Regions from separate parts of the Homo sapiens genome. Here region 1 is linked to region 2. Evidence: chromatin loops called from intact Hi-C (ENCODE). Cell type or tissue: PC-3. All regions are shown on one strand. Each heading gives the region's core, and the rest is flanking DNA. Links, peaks and the distances in the headings are about the cores only.

The links. Peaks named below come from ENCODE experiments on the same cell type or tissue, not always from the same donor. Only the 100,000 strongest peaks of a DNase experiment are listed, where the experiment ranks them.
Region 1: it touches region 2 in a loop (8-fold over the local background); 2 of 110 quality-filtered maps call a loop at or near these places.

What each region holds. Positions count from the first base shown.
Region 1 is chrX:139,109,990-139,115,383 of GRCh38, forward strand. It overlaps a transcript of FGF13 not described here. Among named protein-coding and RNA genes, the nearest start is that of FGF13-AS1, 400 kb to the left of the region's middle. In PC-3, for the core only: no CTCF peak of the experiment used is centred there; DNase peaks (open chromatin) are centred at 2,672 and 3,852; H3K27ac peaks cover 1,932 bases.
Region 2 is chrX:139,050,164-139,055,557 of GRCh38, forward strand. It overlaps a transcript of FGF13 not described here. Among named protein-coding and RNA genes, the nearest start is that of FGF13-AS1, 340 kb to the left of the region's middle. In PC-3, for the core only: no CTCF peak of the experiment used is centred there; no DNase peak of the experiment used is centred there.

The sequences.
Region 1 (5,394 bases), core at 189-5,188, 60 kb after region 2:
ATGTGTCTCATAGAAGAAGATGCTTACAATCTGTGCAGGTTACTTAATTTCTCTGTGCCTCAGTTTCCTCATCTAAAAAATGGGAACAATTTTGTAGACCACTGCCTGGAACATAATAAGCTACATATATTTTTGTTTTTATGTAAATATATTTATATTTCAAATATTTATGTATTTTATATTCGTATACTATAAATAGATGTGTACATGCATCTTATGTACATATAATGTATATATAAATGTATATAAAATGTATATATATAAAACATAAAAAGATATATATATCTTTCATTTTTATATGCTGATATGGTTTGGCTGTGTCCCCACCCAAATGTCATCTTGAATTGTACTCCAATAATTCCCACGTGTACTCCAATAATTCCCACCGAGGGACCCGGTGGAAGATAATTGAATCACGGGGGCGGTTTCCCCTCATACTGCTCTTGTGGTAGTGAATAAGTCTCACGAGATCTGACGGTTTTATAAGCGGTTTCCACTTTGCTTCTCCCTCATTCTCTCTTGCTGCTGCCATGTAAGAAGTGCCTTTTGCCTTCTGCCATGATTGTGAGGCCTTCCCAGCCACGTGGAACTGTGAGTTCATTAAACCTATTTTTCTTCCCAGACCCGGGTATGTCTTTATCAGCAGCATGAAAATGGACTAATACATGTGCCTATATATTTTATAAACAAGAGTAAGGCAAAGATTATCTTCCCACGTCTCCAGCTGTTTAGCTTTTTACTCCTGGTAAGCAAAGTTGTGGAGACATGGAGTATTCACAGCAATATTTGAGCATCCAGTGACTTATTTTTGAGGTGTTGAGAGACAATTGCAGTAGCAGTGGTGGTGGCTTCTTCCCCTTGGACTGCGGCATCAGCTATGCGTCCTGAAATCTAGCGTTCCAGTGGTGGCTTCCCAACTCCCCACCTCTCTGCACGTAAAAGCAGCTGCAGCTCCCTTTGGAGGGCCAGTTTTGTGGTGGTGGTCTAGGTTTCATTCCTGGAGACACAGCCTAAAGCCCCCACTTCCACCCACCCCATAGATTTTGTAAGTACCTAATTAACAGCACTAAAATACCTATTTTAGCTTATGGTACCTACAGATGAATGTTGACTGCTACAGATGGCTAAGATCTCAAAAGGCAGAGATAGAGTGGAGGGAGAGTAAATGCATCCCAGCTGGTGGGAACAGCCAGATCAGGTATATGCAGCATACTTTCAGGCGACCATGAGGAGAAGCGGCCTCTGGCCAATCACAGCACGTCTGGCAAAGGTGTTCAATAGGAACTGATGCACCAAAATGAACTTCGTGATCATGTTATCAGACATGGAAGAGGACGGGATATAATTGCATACCACCCCGATGAGGCAAAGCTGGGAGATCCTCAGTAGCATCACAACTCCTAAGAGTTCTCTTTTAGAACTGGGGAAAGAAAATCTGGAGATATATAGTTATAGCAACATACTCTAAAGATGAAGATGTTTTAGCAGTAAGGATAAAGATAGAACCGAGGCTGCCTAATACTGAATAACTTTATTGCTTCTAAACAGAAATTTTTGATTAAAGCATATCAATATTAACTCTATTTTATAGGATTCCAGTATTTCTGCCAAGACAGTTCTGTTGCAGTGCCACAGAAAATGTCCCCAATGAAACTGTTTCAGTTTATGAATGCTATCTATTTCTAGAAAAAACACACGCTGCTGCTTCTCATAAACGGGGAAAGTTTACATAAGAGAAACAAAACATAACACCCAAAATGAACAGTACATTTAAAATAAAATGCTTCTGTACTGCCGGAAAATGAGCACAACGAATACCTAATATATTTTCCCTATTCTAAATTCCTTATACATGAAGCATTTTTTATTCCTTAGTTTTTGCCTAATAGATTAAAACTTAATCATTAAATTGCTGGATGAACAACCTCCTCCCCCAGCCTGGGCTGTTTCTATGTGGAAAAATAAAACATGTGGGTAGTGATGTGGCAGAAACATTGCAAAGTTTTATTCCATGACCATTTAGTAGTAGAAATGGTCATAAATTCTAAGACCAATAAAAACCAGGGCCATATTTATTTGATACCAAAAAGAAAATCAATCACTTTCCTATTTTACAAAGACAGAAAAAGCATAATCTTTAAAGTCAAACAAACATGGGATTGAGTCCTGGCTCCCACACTTACTATGTACATGATCCTGGGCAAGTCTCTCAATCTTTCTGAGTCCTTATTTCCTCATCCGTAAAATGGGGGTTATGATACACTTACTTCACAGGGCTGCTGTGAGATGAAATAAAATAGTATTTGTAAAACTCTTAGCACAGTGCCCAACATATAGTAGGCTCTCCATAATCATTAACCATCAAGTTACCCTGCTTTTTTTGTAATAACAACATTGAGATACCATTCATATACTATACAATTGACTCATTTAAAATATGCAATTCAATGATTTTTCATATTAAATAAAAAATCACAGCTGGGAAACCATCACCACAGTCTAACCTTAAGATATTATTGTCTCCCAGAAACAAAAGCTTGCACCCATTAGCAGTCCTTTTTAATCCCCATAAAATGTTGCCAAGACCTTAGGCCCTGGATCCAGTCACAACTGGGCTCAAATCCAAGCTCTACAACTTACTAGCTACATAACCCTTGGCAAGCTGCTTCGCTTTACCAGCTCTCAGTTTCTGCACTGTAAGAGGGAGATGATAATAATACCTGCCTTATAGGCCAGTTGTAAGAATCCAGTGACACAATGTATACACAGTACCGGCTAATGTCTGGCCCATAGGGAGCACCAGATAAATGGCAAGCATCTTCATTGCTATCCTCCTCTTCATACATTCTGCTTATTTTCCTCTTCCTTTTCTTTACCTGTGTTTCACATCATTCCATTAGAATGCATCTCCAGGACCTGGAACAGTGCCTCATACATAGTAAGCACAATATTTATTTAGTGAATTAATTACTTGATTATGTAGTGTGTGTGTGTGTGTGTGTGTGTGTGTGTGTGTGTGTGTGTGTGTGTTTTCATTTAGACCAGGTTCTATTCCAGAAAATAAAATTAAAGTGGCTTTTTGAGTAGTGCCAAGACACTAAGTCATGAAAACAAAAGGGTAAATGTTCACAACCAATGCCAACTGGAGGCTGTGTCTATCAACAGTGCTCCAAATTATCAAAATCCCTGTCTAGATTCAGCCACAGAGACCTCGTGGGATTCAGTCGCATTCAAGAGCTCCAGATCAACCCATCATCTGTCTCTCCACCACCCCTTCTCATATTCTTCAAGTGTATGTACCTACACCTGCCAGGTTCTCCAACAGCTCCAAGAAGGTTCTTACCAAAGGCTCACAAGGCTAGTAGACTGTGAAGCCATGACTTAAAAACAGGCCACCTGACACCAAAGCCTATGACCTCTTGGCTACAGCACATTCCCACCTTGCTAGAATTATTAATGTTTCTTCAGGAATTAAAAAGAAAAGTATACTCCCTCTTTGTGTATTCTGCAATGGTAGCAGGTAACACAAAGATAGAAAAACACTACTAAAAAATAATCATTCAATATTCAATCACAAATGTTGTTATTTCAAACCAGGTTGGGGGTGGATTATACTTGGCTTATCACTTAAAATACGTGGTTACATTTTAACAAATCACCTCTTTACCCTTTAGTAAAAGTCCGTTCACAATTCCTTATACATGATGAGAATACCTTTTAATTGTTGAATAAGTGGTAGCATGATAGAATAGAAAGAGCACTGGAGTGGGAGGCAGATGGTGAGGCCACTAAATGCTTGACTTGGCCAAGTGCCTGTTGCCACTCTGAATCTCTACTTCCTCTTCCGGAAAATGAGGAAGACTGAAACAAGGATGACTAAGCGCCCTTCTGGCTCCAATATTCTCAGATTCTGGCTCCAATATTCTCAGATTCTCCGGTGTCTCTAGGCAAAGCAAAAGTGACTTCGGATTCTCTTAACACCCACTTAATTTCAATAATTAATGTCTTTACAGCCTTCGATGGCAAGTCATCAAGTGACTTCATCATGAGCTACTCTGAGTAAAACAGAGAGCTCAGGTCTCCTTCTAAGGCCTCAGGGCCTGGTTAACCGGAAGCTGGCTTGCTAAAGGGAATGGGAAAATTCAAGCTCATGAAAAAATGCCCTTTGTTTAGAATGATTTGCCTTGGAGGATCTGAGTTATTTTGCCTTAAAGTAAGCAAGCTCCATTATGCAAAAAAGAGAACTGGTTCTGCTTCTGAAAATACAATTACCTAAAATCTAGATGTACAAAATACATGAATCAGGAGGCAACTGTTCAAACACACGGATAGACTCAAATCCTGGCTCTGACAAATAAACGCTAGGTGTGTAAACTAGGTAGGCCAGTTGTGTTCAACAATTGGACATTTACTGAGCATTGACTATATGCCAGGTTCCAGGTCAGGGGATAGGACTATCAAACTCAGTACAATCAGTAGCTGCCCATGAAGATCTCACTGGCTTGTGAGTGGAAGAAACACTTAAACAGGAAGCTTTCCTGGAGGAGATAACACATGGGCAAGGCATTGGACTTATCCAACTTCTCTGAGCCTGTTTCCTCATCTGTTCAACGAGGAAAAAAAAGTCTGCCTCATAGGACTGATATGAGAGTTCAATAAGGACATCAGTGAAGAAACTGAGCACAATAAAAATCCATAATGATAGTTAGTGCTCATGATGTTTTCTCAATATTATATAAATGATGACTTAACTAATCTATTTATTTTTATGTTAATTATTTCTTGTCTGTCTGCCTCACTAGAATGCTCTACATCAGGAAAGAGATCTTTATTTTGTTCTAAATATATATCCCCAAAACCTATAACAGTGCTTTACTTATACTAAATGCTTATTAGACAGTTCTGGAAGAAAGAAGAAACTATAGAAAACTTTGAGATTTTTAGAAATACCTAAAATACAATTTAAGATAAAAGTGTATGTATTATACAGATACATTTTCATGTTAAGTCTCTGAGCTCTCCCTTTCAATCATAAGTCCTTCTTTTATGAAAACCTGGGGTTGACAGGAGAAGTAAGGTAGTGGTATGTCAACCTGAAAACTCAACTGGAAGTCTCACAGCCATCTTAAAATTAATGTGTCCTAAATGGAACTCTTGCCGTTCCTCTAAACCCATTCCTCCCAGCCTTCCCCATCTCAGTAAATGTTACCATGCAGTCCTACTCTTTATATCCTTCCAGTCTGTTTCAAATCTGCTAGTTGATTATCCAACATCCATATCTGCCTTCTTTCTTACTAACAAAGCTCCCATTTTATTCAGTGTGACTACATATCTGGCTAACAGATAGCATGTCCTATCCTCTTTTCTAACTGATATGTAAAAGACAATCACTAG
Region 2 (5,394 bases), core at 65-5,064:
TGTGATACAATGAGATGAGGTGCAATAAAAAAAGAGGTATAGGATCCATGTCCTTCAAGTCTTCCCCCTTAGCCTCCATCTTGGATATGGTAATCAACTTTCTTTCTCCAGTCTTAATCAGGGGCTTCATCCAAGACAATAATCTATCTTCAAGACATTATCTTCTAAAATGCAATAACATACTAAGAAGAGTGGCTAATCATCTCTATATCCCCAACAGTGCCAAACGCAGAGCCTTGCTTTGAATCAGGAGGTGCTCTGTCTGCTTTGGATTGCATGAACACATAAATACAGCCAAATATCAAAAGCATTAAGGCCTACAGAGATAGAGTAAAAAGCAAAAATGAATGAATGAATAGGGAATAAAGAGGCTGATAAAAATGGATAAATGCACATAAAAGCATCACTAGTGCCACAAAGTTATCTCTCTCAAGTAAAATGACACTAACAGCACCACTTTCTCTCAAAGGGAGGCCACTATGTTTTAAAATAGAATGTGCTATATGCCTCCAGCTTATTTTCTTATAGATGTTGGGTGTATTCTGACAAAATCTAGATTTTGCTTTCATGCACGTGTTTTTTAGTCACTTGGAAATGTAATAGCTCAGAACAGCCATTTTTAGTCATAGTTAATTCAGATTGCCTGAAATAACACTATGCCTCAAATAAATCAGCCTTTACTATATGTGTATAAAAAATTGACCAATACTTCATACACACTCCTCCTCTCTGGTTCTTCCTCATGACATCTTTTATATAGGTGTGAGAAGCATTGCCTCAACTTCAAATTCTTCAGTCTGATTCGATAAACTTTCAACTGCCTGGCATAACTGGGGAATGGCATATATAGGTCAATGAAACATTCTAGTTACTGGAGACCCACCAAATATACTTAAAGCCTCACTAAATATACCACACACAGATAGAAATATACAATAGTAAAATGACAACTAAGCCAAATTTGATCTTTCTCTGATGATTCAGAAGCTCTTTTAAATTCAATAATCAAGGTGTAAGATGTCCTAGGTAGCATGGTAGGTCATTCATCACTGGGCATGTCTATTACCATCATCATTCCAGCCCTAGAACTGGCTAACATATCACAGACAGATAAGTTACAGAATGTCACAAACACCTACTTTGGTTATCCAGATATCACAGAACCTTAAAACCTGAAGAACCTTGATCAGGTTGTGTATCCTAAGTCAGGATCATTTAGCCTGGGAGTGCCCCATTTTACTCAGACCTTAGAACCTTTTATTCAAATGAAACCCCAAGAATAGCCCCTATATATAGACCAGTGGACAAAAGAACTACTTGGGTCATAGTTGGGGATTAAGGTCGCAGAGTCCCTCCTGCAGTGATCTCTGTGGCACCTCTGTGGAAGCCTATTACTACAGAACATAGTTTATAATTAATAGTTTTGACTAAACAAGTAGTTTTCAAATGAGGAAAGTAAGATCCACAACATTAAAGTGACTTGCTCAGGTCACCCTATAAAGCAGTGACTGATCTAGAACAAAAAGCCAAGTCTCCTGATTCCCAGTCAAAGGGCATTTTTCCACCCACTAGCAGTCTGCCTGTGCAGTTTCTCTTGTCCTATATTTGCCCTACAAAATATGAATTAGCACTGATATCTGAGAGTTCAAGGTTAAGCATTATGACGGATTTCAGCCATGTTCTAAAACTTCTTCTGAAAAAAATGATGTTTCTCTTATTTTAGGCCATCAATCCAACAATGGAATATCCCATATCCAGGAGTTGGTATAAATTACAAGTCTCTGAAGCTTTAGTTCTAACAATTACCAGTTTAGCAGAAGTTGCTTTATAGTTCATTCATCTGTTCATATCTTTATGTTATATATTGGTTTTTGTATGGAAACATTCTTTCCAACTTTGCCTTGTTTTAGTATCCTGGAACCTAGCACTGGTAATAATGGTTATTTATAAAAATCATAAGTTAAAAATAATAAAAATAGAATGTGACATGCTTTAATGTGAAAATTTTGTTTTCACACCACACACACACACACACACTCATTACACTAATATGAAGATATTTCAAAAAGTTAGTGGAAAAAATGGAAGTAAAAGATAAAAATAAAAAATATAAACTTTATTCCTCAATGTAAGCTCCATCAAGGTCAAGACAGTTTTGTAAGTGATGATCCCAGCCATTTAGTCCACCTCTAAAGAACTGAGCATCCTGGAAATTTAACCATGTCACTGCAGTCTTTTTTACATTATTAACTGGAGAAAAATGAGTGCCCTTTACAGATCTTTTTAAGATGAGGAAACAAAAAGAAGTCAGCAGCAGCCAAATAAGGACTTAAAGTAGATGCATAACAATTTCCCATTGAAACTCTTACAAAATTGCCCTTGTTTGATGAGATGAATGAGTGGGAGTATTGTTGTGGTGGAGAAGGACTCTCTGGTGAAGCTTTTCCAGGCATTTTTCTGCTAAAGCTGCGCCTTGCTTTCTCAAAACACTCCTGTCATAAGCAGATGTTATCATTCTTTGGCCCTCCATTCGAAAGTCAACAAGCAAAATGCCTTGAGCATGTCTTGACTGGCCTACTTTTGCTTTGACCGCTTCCACCTCTTAGTAGCCATTGCTTTTTGTTTGTTTTTGAAACACCAATTTTCTATATTTTATTTTATTTTTATTTATTTTCATGATTTTTATCTTTTGTTTTAATTTTTCCATAAGTTATTGGGGGTACAGGTGGTATTTGGTTACATGAGTAAGGTCTTCAGTGGTGATTTGTGAGATTTTGCTTGCACCCATCACACAAGCTGTATACACTGCACACTATTTGTAGTCTTTTATCCCTTGCCCCCCTCCCACCCTTCCCCCCAAGTCCCCAAAGTCCATTTTATCCTTCTTATGCTTTTGTGTCCTCATAGTTTAGCTCCCACATATTAGTGAGAACACACGATGTTTGGCTTCCCATTCCTGAGTTACTTTACTTAAGTCTCCAATCTCATCCAGGTCACTGCAAATGCCGTTAATTCATTCCTTTTTATGGCTGAGTAGTATTCCATCATAGATAGATATGTGTGTGTGTATATATCATATATCATTCCTCTGAGTACATATCCAGCAGTGGGATTGCTGGGTCAAACGGTAGTTCTACTTTTAGTTCTTTAAGGAATCTCCACACTGTTTTCCATAGTGGCTGTACTAGTTTACATTCCCACTAGCAGTGTAGAAGTGTTCCCTGATTGCTGCATCCATGCCAGCATCTACTGTTTTTTTTTTTTTTGGTTTTTATGGCCATTCTTGCAGGAGTAAGGAGGTATTGCATCGTGGTTTTGATTTGCATTTCCCTGATCATTAGTGATGTTGAGCATTTTTTCATGTTTGTTGGACATTTGTATATCTTCTTTTAAGAACTGTCTATTCATGTCTTTAGCCCACTTTTTGATGGGACTGTGTGGTTATTTTCTTACTGATTGGTTTGAGTTCCTTGTAGATTCTGGATATTAGTCCTTTGTCCGATGTACAGATTGTGAAGACTTTCTCTCACTCTGTGGGTTGTCTGTTTACTCTGTTGACTGTTCCTTTTGATGTCTAAAAAGCTCTTTAGTTTAAGTAAGTCCCAACTATTTATCTTTGTTTTTATTGCATTTGCTTTTGGGTTCTTGGTCATGAAATCCTTGCCTAAGCCAATGTCTGGAAGGGTTTTTCCAATGCTATCTTCTAGAATTTTTATAGTTTCAGGTCTTAGGTTTAAGTCCTTAATCCATTTTGAGTTGATTTTTGTATAAGGTGAGAGATGAGAATCCAGTTACATTCTCCTACATGTGGCCAGCCAATTATCCCAGCACCATTTGTTGAAAAGGGTGTCCTTTCCACACCTTATGTTTTTGTTTGCTTTTCAAAGATCAATTGGCTGAAGGTATTTGGGTTTATTTCTGGGTTCTCTGTTCTGTTCGATTGGTCTACGTGCCTTTTTTTTTTTTTTTTTTTTTTTTTGAGATGGAGTCTCGCTCTCGCCCAGTCTTGAGTGCAGTGGCGCGATCTCGGCTCACTGCAAACTCCGCCTCCCGGGTTCACGCCATTCTCCTGCCTCAGCCTCCCGAGTAGCTGGGACTACAGGCACCCACCACCATGCCCAGCTAATTTTTTTGTATTTTTAGTACAGACGGGGTTTCACCATGTTAGCCAGGATGTTCTCGATCTCCTGACCTCGTGATCCGCCCGCCTCAGCCTCCCAAAGTGCTGGGATTACAGGCGTGAGCCACCGCGCCCGGCTGGTCTACATGCCTATTTTTATACCAGTACCATGCTGTTTTGGTGACTATGGCCTTCTGGTATAGTTTGAAGTCAGGTAACCTGATGCCTCCAGATTTGTTCTATTTGCTTAGTCTTGTTTTGGCTATGTGTACTCTTTTTTTGGTCCCATATGAATTTTAGGATTGTTTATTTTCTAGTTCTGTGAAGAATGATGGTGGTATTTTAATGGGAATTGCATTAAATTTGTAGATTGCTTTTGGCAGTGTGGTCATTTAAACAATATTGATTCTACCCATTTATGAGAATGGGATGTGTTTCCATTTGTTTGTGTTGTCTATGATTTCTTTCAGCAGCATTTTGTAGTTTTCCTTGTAGTTTTCTTTCCAGCATTTTGTAGTCTTCCTTTGTAGTTTTCCTTCAAGGAGGTCTTTAACCTCCTTGGTTAGGTATATTCCTAAGTGTTGTGTTGTGTTGTGTTGTGTTGTGTTGTGTTGTGTTGTATTGTATTGTATTGTATTGTATTGTATTGTATTTTGCAGCTATTGTAAAAGGGGTTGAGTTCTTGATTTGATCCTCCGCTTGGTCGCTGTTGGTGTATAGAAGAGCTACTGATTTGTGTATGTTAATCTTGTATCCGGAAAGTTTGCTGAATTCTTTTATTAGTTCTAGGAGCTTTTTGGAGGAGTCTTTAGGGTTTTCGAGGTAAACAATCATATTGTCAGCAGTGACAGTCTGACTACCTCTTTACTAATTTGGATGCCCTTTATTTCTTTCTCTTGTCTGATTGCTCTGGCTAGGAATTCCAGTACTATGTAGAAGAGGAGTGGTGAGAGTGGGCATCCTTGTCTTGTTCCAGTTCTCAGAGGGAATGCTTTCAACTTTTCCCCATTCAGTATTATGTTGTAGTCATTGCTTTGATTGTACTTTGTCTTCAAGATTGTACTGGTCAAGCCAGGTTTTATCTCCTGTTATGCTTCTTTGAAGAAATGCTTCAGAATCTTGAATCTACTTGTTTAAAATTTCCATTGAAAGCTCTGCTCTTATCTGCAGCTGATCTGGATGCAATGGGTGTGGCACCCATGGAGTGGAGAGTTTGCTCAACTTTAATTTTTCACTCAGAATTGTGTAAAATGAACAAATTGAGATGTCTATGG